Regions from separate parts of the Homo sapiens genome. Here region 2 is linked to region 1. A link is a contact called in ENCODE Hi-C data. All regions are on one chromosome and are shown on one strand. The core of a region is the stretch at or near the end of the contact, and the rest is flanking DNA. Distances in the headings are between cores, read along the strand shown. Region 1 holds the start of FAM227B (family with sequence similarity 227 member B). Region 2 holds the start of TMOD3 (tropomodulin 3).

The links. Hi-C counts contacts between places; a loop is a spot of excess contacts on that map. Pooled maps may share reads with other maps.
Region 2: a loop to region 1 is called in a map of CD8-positive, alpha-beta T cell, with 6 times the contacts of the local background. The contact joins the promoter of TMOD3 here to the promoter of FAM227B in region 1. A Hi-C loop is called at or near these places in 1 of 168 maps with a recorded cell type or tissue (CD8-positive, alpha-beta T cell), 1 of 37 single-sample maps with no recorded cell type and 6 of 50 pooled maps.

What each region holds. Positions count from the first base shown.
Region 1 is chr15:49,618,022-49,623,754 of GRCh38, forward strand. FAM227B (family with sequence similarity 227 member B) reads right to left here and starts at 2,797. Exons shown (of 16, transcript NM_152647.3): 1 at 2,679-2,797. DTWD1 (DTW motif tRNA-uridine aminocarboxypropyltransferase 1) reads left to right here and starts at 3,027. Exons shown (of 5, transcript NM_001144955.2): 1 at 3,027-3,101. RefSeq lists an enhancer at 3,139-3,258.
Region 2 is chr15:51,826,746-51,832,478 of GRCh38, forward strand. TMOD3 (tropomodulin 3) reads left to right here and starts at 2,908. Exons shown (of 10, transcript NM_014547.5): 1 at 2,908-3,091. RefSeq lists silencers at 2,813-2,967, 3,188-3,467.

The DNA.
Region 1 (5,733 bases), core at 1,547-4,046:
TGTCTTCCTCTCATAAGAACTCTTTGATTATGTCCAGCCACCCAGACAATCCAGGGTAATTTAGCCCATCTCCTTAATCACATATGCAGTTCCTTTTGCCATATAAAATATCAACAGGTTCTGGAGGTAAGGATATAGACATCTTTGGGGGCCATTATTCTATCTACTACACTCCTATTTACCTTTTTCCAAGAAGGTATTAGAGAATGTAGTTCATTTTTAAAAAGGGATTAAACAAAGAAAAAGGAAACAAGGGATCTAACACACAGGAGAGCAGTATTATGTTGGAGAAACCAGCAATCCTAAATAAACTAAAGGCTGTAACGCTGTAGGAAGAGTATCTGTAAGGAAAAAAAATCTACTGGATTAACTGATGTATTTCACTGTGATGCTTTAGCAGTTTGCCAGTGTTTGAGAACAGATAAATAATACATTAAAAATGGCAGTTAAGAGAAAGGAAAGTAAAAAGTTGTATTAAAAGTTAATGCGATCTTAGTATACTATGTGCCTTGGGGTTGAATGACATTTACCTAGACAGTAGTGATAACACTAAATGTTGATTTAGCCAAAGCCTATGATATCACTATTGACAGGTGAAGGGACAAGAAGAGTGTATGAGGTAGAGAGGGAATGTTCACACACTTGGAGGTGGTGTTGTTACAAAAGACCTTTATCACTGCCTTCCACAGGAGAAAGTCAGTGGGTAATGTCTGAAATTGGAAAATCAAGAAACTGCAATGTAAGTATATTTAGACATGGGGGTAACAGATGAAATATTTAAAAGACTTGAATTTTCCTTTGGTGAGAAGAATTGAGAATAGAGTAGAAGGGTTGGGTACTACAGGGTTTTCTTTAACCTAGAATGTGGCAAACTGTTAGTGCTCACCAATATGTGTGTGTTTCTCTACATTTCTCAGGATCCCCGGCAGTTAAAGTGGGGGCCTTGGGACTAAATTCTGGCCAACAGAATGTGGCCAAATTGATACATGTCATTTTTAGAGTTAACCTTGGGTAATTTGCCATACTTTCTTTCTTGTCAAACAAGCTAGTCCTAGAAGGCAGCAGAACCATTAAAAATAAAAACATCTGGCCTTGAATTTAACATTTCGTCTGCCTAGAAATAGCCACAATGGATCTTTTGTGAGGAAAAAAAAAAGTGTATTAAACCACCGATATTTTGGGGTTTTCTGTTACAGAAGTAAATTCACTATGCTGGTTTTAAAACATGGACAAGAAATCTTTGCCAATCCTTTGAGAAGAGGGATCTATGTCTCCTTTCCTAAAATGGAACAGGACTTTGACACATTTGTAAGCAAAAGAAAGTGGGGGAAGTAGCACCGCGTTACTTTTTGAGGCAAGGTCAGAAAAGGTCAGGCAATTTTTGCCTTGTTCATTGCAACACTCCCTTTGGAGCTCTGAGTTTAAGCTAAGAAGTCTGACTACCTTGCTGCCATACTGTGAGGAAACCCCGGCCATATAGTTACAGAAGCTCTGCTAGCATGCCCACTCTAGTCTTTCTAATTGAGTTACCAAAGAAAAGCTGATGACTATGCCCTATTGACAACACCACCTGTGAACATAATAAAATGGTTGTTTTAAGCCACCATATTTTGGAGTAATTTATTACATACGATAGCAACCCAATGCTCAATCTAACAAGTAGTATTATTTGCTTTTTAATCTGTGCAATTTAACTACTTTGATAAAATTTAGAGTTAAACTAAAAAGGAAAATGGTTGTGAATTCTTCTTGGCTTATAGACTTTGCTATTCTACTTTCCCTACCCAGAAAATTCACCTTTCTCCCTAAATCACTGGCTTTCAAACTTTTTAAGGTTTGAAATACAGTAAGAAATACATTTTACAAACAAGCCCTAGTGCACACATACACGCATATATACAATTAAAAGCTCCATAAAGCAGTACTTTACTAACTAACACTAAATTTACTTACATGCGCTGATATTTCCAATCTATATTGTTTCTTTTTTTTAAGTTTAAAGAGATTTCCTTGCTTACAAATGGGTCAAGACCTCCACTAATGGGTCCCACACAATCCCCTTTCCAGTTGAAAAACACTGTCCTAAACCTAAATCATTCTTCAAGGCCTTACCCAAGTCCGAAAAAGAAGCCTTTATTGACCACTCCATTCTCAGCTTTCTTGAAATTCCTGTAATTTATTAAATTCCATTTTTTATCTCAGTAGTAAGAATATTGCATTTTCTGTACTTGAATTTAACATGCTTTACTTGATATCGTGAGCACTTCTAGGGCATTGTAATGTCCTTTATCTACCACTTGATAAATTCAGAGTAGTCAATAAAACATTGCTCAACATTTGACCATTGTGTTTTAAAATCTTAGTTGTTAGAGTGCACTTCCGTTTGCGCATTGTTTGGGGAGAGGCACGGACAAATGTTCTAATAACTTATCCACATATTATACTTCAAAGTGGAAAAACACAAAGTACTCTTAACTCTATATGCGTGTTTTTATGCAAACTAAATCATTAAGATACAAATGATTTTTCTAATAGCTTTCATTACCACACAGCACACGAAATAATGATATTGATATAGCCACGAAAGACTAATGTAACCAAGTTCTCACAATCAAAATATCTTTGAGGTGGGCAAAATGCAAACTTTTCTCTGGGATCAACATTTCTTCACAACTCACTGCAACTACGCCTTGACAGTATGTTTCGAGAACCGCTTCCCAATTTTGTTGTCCCAGCAAGAATCGGGAGGAAACTGGGTGAAAGGCTGCGAGGCTTGAGGCGGGTCCCGGACGAACGCGGCCCTGCCCCTCGCCGGAGCCTCTCGGGAGAAGTGCGACACCGCCGCTGATTGAGAGGCTGAGGCGGAACTTCCCGTCTAACCCCCCCCCCGCTGTCGTCCCAGCCTGTTGCTTAAGCCGCGCGGTGTGCGGTGTGCGCGGCCCCTGCCTTAGCAACGACGCTAGTAACTGCCTGGCTCCTCCCTCTGGTGTCTCCCGGAAAGCGCTCCGTCTGGTCCGTGCGCGATCACGGCCCGGCGCGTGGCTCGGGCTCGGGCGGAGCTGGAGACGTGTGGAGCTGTTCGAGGACTCGCGGGTGTGCAGGTCTGAGTACCACTCCGATCCCTGGTGGAGGTCCCCGCGCCTCTCTGGAGACCAGTGGTCTGGCCCCAGAGGTGCGGCCGCGGGAAGTGGACATTCTTTGTCAGGACCCTAGCGGAGGTCGCGCTGGGTGTCGCCTGTGAGGGGGATCCTCGGTTTCTGCGCGGTCTCTTGCTTTTTTTAGGATCTTGCGGGCCCTTTGGGAAAAAGGTTTCCAAATTTTTCCTCAAAAAAAAAATTATTTTTCCTACCAATGATTTTCGGTGCATTCCGCCCCAACGAAAAGTATGTCCTGGCAAAGTCAGTTCCCTAGGAACCCCATACTTTATTTTATTTTATTTTTAGTATTTGGAGTGGTTTGTGGGGGTTTGGTTATCACGGAAGGGGAAGCGTAGTACAGACGTAGAATTAGTGATGCCATGCAGTGTATTTAAAATATTGAGGTTGTGGTTACATAATAAGCAAAAGAGCCTGTTTCTTACGTCTAAATTATTTATTGGGAATGTAGGACAAATAAGGAAGTATATTAACATTTTCAGTCGCCAGGCCCACAAAGTTGGATGGTAAAATCAATACTGTAGATCGCAGCATGTAAGGACTAACCCAGTGCACCATGAAAACGAAGGCAAGACAGTTTGTTACCATATGGCGGGTGGTGTGGGAGAGGCCATTGATCCTATATGAAAAAGGGTACTACTACCTTGGATTATGAAAAATGAATGTTGGACCTGTAGGTCCTATGTGACCAAGTTCTTAAAAACACTCTAAAGAAAATTGGAAGTGGTTTTTTTCTAATACTGAATTGGTCCACAATATAGGACAGGGGAGTCTGTATAGTGTTCCATTGGGAGGTGAGTCAGCTTACAATAATGGAAGAGGTAGAAGCTTTTTGTTATTATTTTGGAGAAAAAAAAATTGCCAGCCTGCCACTTGTGCTAGGCTGCAGACGGCCCATAAAGGTAGTTTGTCAGATACTTCAGTAGTGAGATGCTTACTGGATGTGTTTTGCAGAATGGTTTTGATTTAGTTAACAAGTGTTTGTTGAGTTCCTGCTGTTGCATAAGAATCAGGAATAGGTGAGATCAGGGAAGGAATCTGCTCTTACAGAGTTGAATGCTGGAGGGGATAGATTCACTAAAGTACCTCCACAATAAATGCATTTTTCCATGTCAAATATGTGGAACTAATAATAAGTACTCAAAGAGGTTTAAGACATTGCTGTGGCCCATCTATGAGTTAATAAGGAACTGAATTAGAATCCTGACTTTGAGAGTGAAGATAGAGGATTATATACAAGGTAGATGCAACTTGGTGAGTATAATTAATTTGGGGTGGAAATTGGGTAGAAGGAGGAATAAAAAATTAATGTATTTTTAGCCTTAAGTTCCAGAATGATGGACGCACCATCAAGGTGTTAAAATTGTTAGTTCCTTAGGAACAGTCTTTATGTTTTCTAAGTCTTTTTAGCCCCCATGACTCAAATTGTACTTCCTTGCACATATTTGATGTTAACAAGTATGTTTTAAAAATTTTAAATAACCCCATTTGCAATAAAATCATTTGCAATGATTTTCTCACAGTCGAGGCAGGCTGTTGGCTCGGTTAGGACAGATGCCCTGATCATGTAGTTTCAGAGACCACTGGAGGGAGCTGCCCATGATTTACAATTGCTGGCCTCTTCTACGTGGCCACCTCAGCCATAAGTGAGAGTATATAGGTGAACTAAGAGGTGGAGCCATAAACATTTCTCTTTTACTGTCTTACAGGTATTTGTGGTGGTTGATTTTTCTAGAGGAAGGTTATTTATATAAAGCTTCACTAATATCCATTTAGTTATGTGGATAGCAGGTCCATGAACTGCAAAGTGATATTTCTGAGGTATCTCTAGGAGGAATGCACTTTCAGTGCCCTAGGATAACTCCAAAAACTCACCAGTAGTTTTCTGTTAAATGTCAGGCAACCACAGTAACTTTCATGACATCCACAGGAACTACATTTTTCAGTCCCACTATGCCTGGGCCTTTGAGTGGTACATGCATTCCCACTAAATAGCTACTCCATTACCCAGGGAAATGAAGTCAGGTTGAGCTACTCCAATCAAATTTCATTTTTTAGGATGAATCCCATCATCTGAATAACTCAGGACTATTAAAGCCTCAAAATGTTTCTCTGTAAGAACCTCAGGCAACACCAGGACAAACCCAAAGAGAGTTTAGGTGAAACTTAGCTTCGTATGTGCAGCAAAGAGACGCCAACAGAGCATTTGCAACTCTCATTTCTGGGGACTATTAGGATCTCTTCCCAAGCTTTTTTTTTTTCTCTGTTTTAGAGATGGGATCTCACTTTGTTGTCCAGACTGTTCTCAAACTCTTGTGCTCAAGTAATCCTCCCACCTTAACCTCCCAAATGCTAGTATTATAGGCATGAGCCACCATGCGTGGCCCTTCCCAAGCTTGGAACTTCCTTACCTGGGTCGTAGATGGACTCTAGGAGATCTCCAAACCTCCTGAAATTGTGTGCAAAATATTGTGTCTGTATATGCATTTTCTAGGGATGCGGTTTAATATTTTCATGTGATTCCTAAAAGAATCTGAGGCTCAAGAAAAGAGGGCATCTTAATATCCTGCACTTTCAG
Region 2 (5,733 bases), core at 1,658-4,157, 2.2 Mb after region 1:
GAAGCCATGAACGGTTTGGAGCAAGATGGTGATATGATCTGATTTGTTTTTAAAAGATCATTCTGGGCTGGGAGTGGTAGCTCACGCGTGTAATCCCAGCACTTTGGGAGACCAAAGTGGGCAGATCACCTGAGGTCAGGAGTTCAAGACCAGCCTAGTCAACATGGCGAAACCCCGTCTCTACTAAAAAAATACAAAAATTAGCTGGGTGTGGTGGGGTGGGGGGCCTGTAATCTCAGCTACTAGGGAGGCTGAGGCAGGCAGAATTGCTTGAACCCCGGAGGCAGAGGTTGCAGTGAGCAGAGATCACGCCACTGCACTCCAGCCTGGGCGACAGACAGAGACTCCGTCTCAAAAAAAAAAAAGTCATTCTGGCTGCTAATATAGCGAATGTGTTATAGCAAAGGAGTGGAAGAAGTGAGGAAGGTTCTACCTCTTCAGTGCTATCCAATACTAAGGTATTACTCTTAACATCTCTGGCCCCATATGTGGTATTTAATGTACACGGATTTAAGAGATTCATGTTTATAAGCTTTGTGATAAAAATATGATAATGTATGCCTGAAGAAAGGAAAAAATCCACCATCAAACTGCATTATTTTAGAAAAAGGAACTAAAATAAGATGTATACATTCGTTAGGAAAAATTTGAAATGAATAGCGAAAATATATTTAATATATGCCTAACAGCCCATATTGGAAGGTGAGAGAGGAAAAGTGTAATAGATTAAGTCAGTCAGACACTGAATTAAAAAGTCTCTCTGACCAAAGCAAAAGAAGCCATATTGCAGAGGAAAGTCCTTCTTAAAATAAACCATATCAGCTGGGTATGGTGTTGCATGTCTATAATTTCAGTACTTTGGGAGGCCACGGTGGGAGGGTCCCTTGAGCCCAGGAGTTCAAGACCAGCCTGGGCAACATAGGGAGACCCTGTCTCTACAAAAAAAAAAAAATTAAAAAAATTAGTTGGGTGTGGTGGCATATGCTTGTAGTCCCAGCTGCTCAGGCTACTCAGGAGGCTGAGGTTGGAGGATTGCTTGAGCCCAGGAGGTCACGGCTGCAGCGAGCCATGATAGCACCACTTCACTACAGCCTGGGTGACAGAATGAGATTGTCTCAAAAAAAAAAAAATTGATGAGATTTAGGAGACACATCAGTCTGATCAGCAGTGGAAATCACATTAGAATTTGACTCAAGAGAACTGTGTCTCATCTCTGGATCTCCAATTACTGGCTCTGGGACCTTATACAAATTACTTAACTTTTCTGAGTCTTCATTTTCTTATCTATAGAAATGGAGGATACCAGTTTATTCTTTATAGAGTTTTGAGGACTAGATTAGTTTTGAGGATTAGATGAGATATTACAAATGAAGTGCTGGCCCAGTGGTTGGTATGTATTATAAGTATAAACATTCTTATGAACCTGAATTCTGTAGGAAATTGCTCTCAGAAAGCTGTTATCTCCAAGAGATTGACCCAAAGATGGTATAGAAAATAAAATGCAATGGCCACAAGATTGAGTGTTGACTGTCCTCTAAGTATTTGCAATTGAGAAGGGTTTTTTCCTGGCCAAGCACGGTGGCTCACGCCTGTAATCCCAGCACTTTGGGAGGCCAAGGTGGGCAGATCATGAGGTCAAGAGTTCAAGACCAGAATGGCCAACATGGTGAAAACCCATCTCTACTAGGACTACAAAAATTAGCTGGGTGTGGTGGCACGTGCCTGTAATCCCAGCTACTTGGGAGGCTGAGACAAGAGAATCACTTAAACCTGGGAGGCAGAGGTTGCAGTGAGCCGAGATCACACCACTGCACTTTAGCCTGGGCGGCAGAACAAGACTCTGTCTTGGAAAAAAAAAAAGAAGGGTTTTTTTCCCTTAAAAACCTAAACCATCAGTGATCTCCATTGCTGAAATTAGTGGGTGCCAGTTGCATGAAATTCCAGGATGTTTATCTAACCTAGGGTCCTCCCTCCTCTGAGGGGAAGAAGTAGATGCCAGGAGAGGTTTAAACCATGAAGTGGCTCGCACACTGGGTGTAGCTGGAATGTACCTCAAGCAGGCACGTCAGTCCACTTCTTTGGCTGCATTTTTGAAAGGTGTGTCAAAGTTTAGCATTATTCCTGGGGATGGTCTACTCCTGAAGAGCAGGCCAGGAAAATTCCCAGTAAGTGACTAAATGAATAAATGGAAAAATGTCGCAGTTCCCTCTCCTCAGAGCCTCGCACAAAAGGTAGCCATTACATAGGCCACTGTCAAACAGTCCTCTGAGAGATTCCCACACTCTTCCTCTTCCCTCTAGACTACCCATCTGCCCCAATCCCCCCCTTGAGCAGCCTATTCTGTTTTTTCTCCCACTACAGCAGCCAGCCCCACCGCCTGGTGTAGAGCTTGAAGATGGAAAGGGAAGATAGGATGGGCAGAAACTGCCCTGCAATAGCTACATCATCCCCGAAACGCATACCTAAGAAAACCACTAAGGTCACCACACCCTGGAGGTGACATTCGCATGATTTATGCCTCTCTTGGGCTTTAGATTTTATTCCTTTACTTTTCTATAACTCTGTCATGACCAGTTTAAAGGCCCCAATGTCATGTCCTCGCATTAACAACCAAGGCTACAATGCAAGCCCTGCCATGTGCGCTTCTTTACAAAAGGTCAAAGTAAAAAGGAAATCTATACCAAAGAGCCTCTAGATACTATTTCCAGCTTCGGGGAAGTCCATAGTAGGTACTTCCACGGGTAGAGAACATTATCTTAGACTGGGATAAGGGTTGGTATTCGCAGTCCCCTTCCTACGTTCTGCCCATTGTAAAGACCAGGGTCAGCGTTGAGCCTCGCCCTTCTTGCTAGAACTACAACTCCCAGGATGCCCCGCGGCACGGGAGTGCGCACGCGCGTCGGAGGCGAAGGAGGAACCCACCGCACCTACAGGGCGGTCGAGTGAGGGAGCTGCTGGCGGGTGGGTCTGGCAACTCTTTGGGAGGCCGACGCGGGCGGACCGGCGGGTGCTGGGAACCGAGCCTCGGCTTGCGGCCGGCAGTTTCCGTGGGTCTGTGAAGAGGTCGGCGGCCCCTGCGGGCGCCAGTCAGGTAAGCCCAGCCCGGTGCTTTCCAGGAAGTCCGTCTGCGGGCGCGGGTAGGGAGTCGCACCGGCCATGGTGGCTGAGGAGGGAGAGGTTGCTGCCCGCCGGCCGCCCGACTCCAGGCTCCTTCCCGACGGGTCCGTCTCGGGGAGCAGGGGTGCGCGGGGGCTGCTTCTGCGCGAACGGCCCGGGCGGGGGACGTGGGGCGCGCTGGGCGTCGCCCGCCGGTCTAGGCGCGCGAACCTGGCGTTCCCAGTGAATCACCCGCGGCCCGGGCGCCCGGGTTCGGGACCGGCCCCCTCCCCTCCCGCTGAGCCGCGGCCGAGCTGGCTCCCTGCACCCTACCCAGCGTCGCCGGGACGCGATCACACCGAGATGGCACCGAGCCTCCTTCAAAGGCTTCGGCTTGTTGAAAGTGGGGCGGCGGAGTGGGGGAGCCAAAACTTAGGGCACACCCTTTTTGTGATTGAAATGTGGCTGCCCTTGCATTCACCGGTTTGATCTGTCTGCTCTTAGAATTAAGTTCCTAGCTCCCAGGCAGCACAGCTGGATCCGGCTGGGAAGTTTGTGTGTTAGTTTGTTTTGAGGACGTGACTGTGTCGTTATATTTTTGCTTGCGGGGGATGGTGTGTTTCCTCCGCAAGCCTGCATTCTGATTACAAACAGAAATGGGAAACAGCCACAGTTTCTTTTTTTCTTTTTAATGTTTAGTTAAGAATCGCATTTCCAACTTGCCCTTGGCCTCTGTTAAAACCAAAAGTCATCTGGCAATGAACACTGCAGTAAAACTTACCCCAGGAGGCCATACTTCAACAGGAAATAAGCCTGTGGAGATTTAAGTTAGTTATGTGCAGCCTCCCTTGGTTTGTAACATTTTCATGCAGCTCATGTCTCCTCTCCTTTTCTGAGAAACCTTCAGATTAATTTTTTTGGCAGATTAAATTGATTAATTGGCCCGTCAAAAATATATTAGGCTTGGAAAAATAGCTTTGCCAAGTCTCATTTACTCTTGCTAGTTTCTTCTTCCTAGGCACCTTTTCACCTTTAAGAGTCAGCAATCATAATAGTTACAGTCCCCTTTCTTACACATTCCTACGAAAGGAACAAAACGAATTAAAATGTCCCAATATATTTTAATTCTTTGAGCTTTCTTTGCTTTTGCAACTCTCAGAAATTGTAGTTTGCTGATCTTTAAAATTAGGTTGTTGGACCAGATGACCCCCAAGATTATTCTGCCCCTAAATATCTCTCGTTTTTAAAAGTTCATTTATTTTGCTCATTCAGGAAACACTGGCGATATGCATTCCAAGTCCTATGATAGACATGAGAAAGAGCAAACATGAGTTCTTGAGAATGCTGTAGACCTACTGCTCAATTTTATTTAATCATATTTTTTATGATTAATTCCTAAATTTTGTGGTATATCCAATATGCCAACCTACATTGTAATTAATAACTTCATCTGAAATTAAATAGGTACAGGTCAAATCCCATTCAAAGATTTTTCGTGTCTTAATTACTGGCCCATTGAAACAAAACAGGTTTGGTACAACAGAAAGGCCCTGAATGGTGGAGGGCAGTCTTTTCAAACACTTTAGCATGCATAATTCATTCAGGATATTCTAGGTTTGAAGTAGAGTCCAAAGTCTGTATGTCTGATGGGTGATGCTGTCAGAGACCATACTTTGAATGTCAAGTGTGGGGAGGTAATTTTAGAGGTATTTTCAGGTGTTTTTAATAGCAATTTAAATACTGGTACTGATAACTGATATTAGATACATAATTGATGGCTTTTTCAACTCTCAGTTTTTTAAAATACTGTAGTCCTATGAACTCTAACAAGAACAATTGTCATCATAAGTTTTTCTCCTTCTTTCCTTTTCCTTTCTCTTTGCTAGTTTTTCTTTTTTCTCTTTGCTTTTTTTTTCTCTCCTCCTCTTCCTTCCTTAATTGTTTTCATTCACATTAATTTGGCAATTCATGAATTCAAGTATGTGTCTTGCCCCATTCTGTATTCTGTACAAAGCAATGTTTCAGGCTCCTGGTGAATATGTATAAGACATGAGGCCAGGGCCGGGCCTGGTGGCTCACACCTGTAATCCCAGCACTTTGGGAGGCCAAGGTAGGAGGATTGCTTGAACCCAGGTGTTTGAAATCAGCCTGGGCAACATAGCAAGACCCTGTCTCTACAAAATAAAATAGATTAGCCAGGTGTAGTGGTGATGCCTGTAGTCCTAGCTACTCAGGAGGCTGAGGCAGGAGGATTGCTTGAGCCCAGGAGTTTGAGGTTACAGTGAGAGACAATGATTGTGCCACTGCACTCCAGCCTGCGTGACAGAGTAAGACCCTGTCTCTCTAAAAAAAGAAAAAAAATTATATATATATATATATATATATATATATGAATGACATGGTTCCTGTCTAGGACCTTATTCTCTTTGGGATTAGGCAGATATACTTATGTATAGTCCACAGCACTTGTAAGAGCCACCTGTAGGGAATAAAAACGTGGTAGATATTCAGGAGAGATATTTTCCAGTTGCAGGAGTGGGGAACAACTAAAGTCAATATTTTTTTCCATTCACTGGTCATCTCTTTCCCCAGGCTATACTGTCTATACTGTTTGAATGTATGTGACATATCTACATA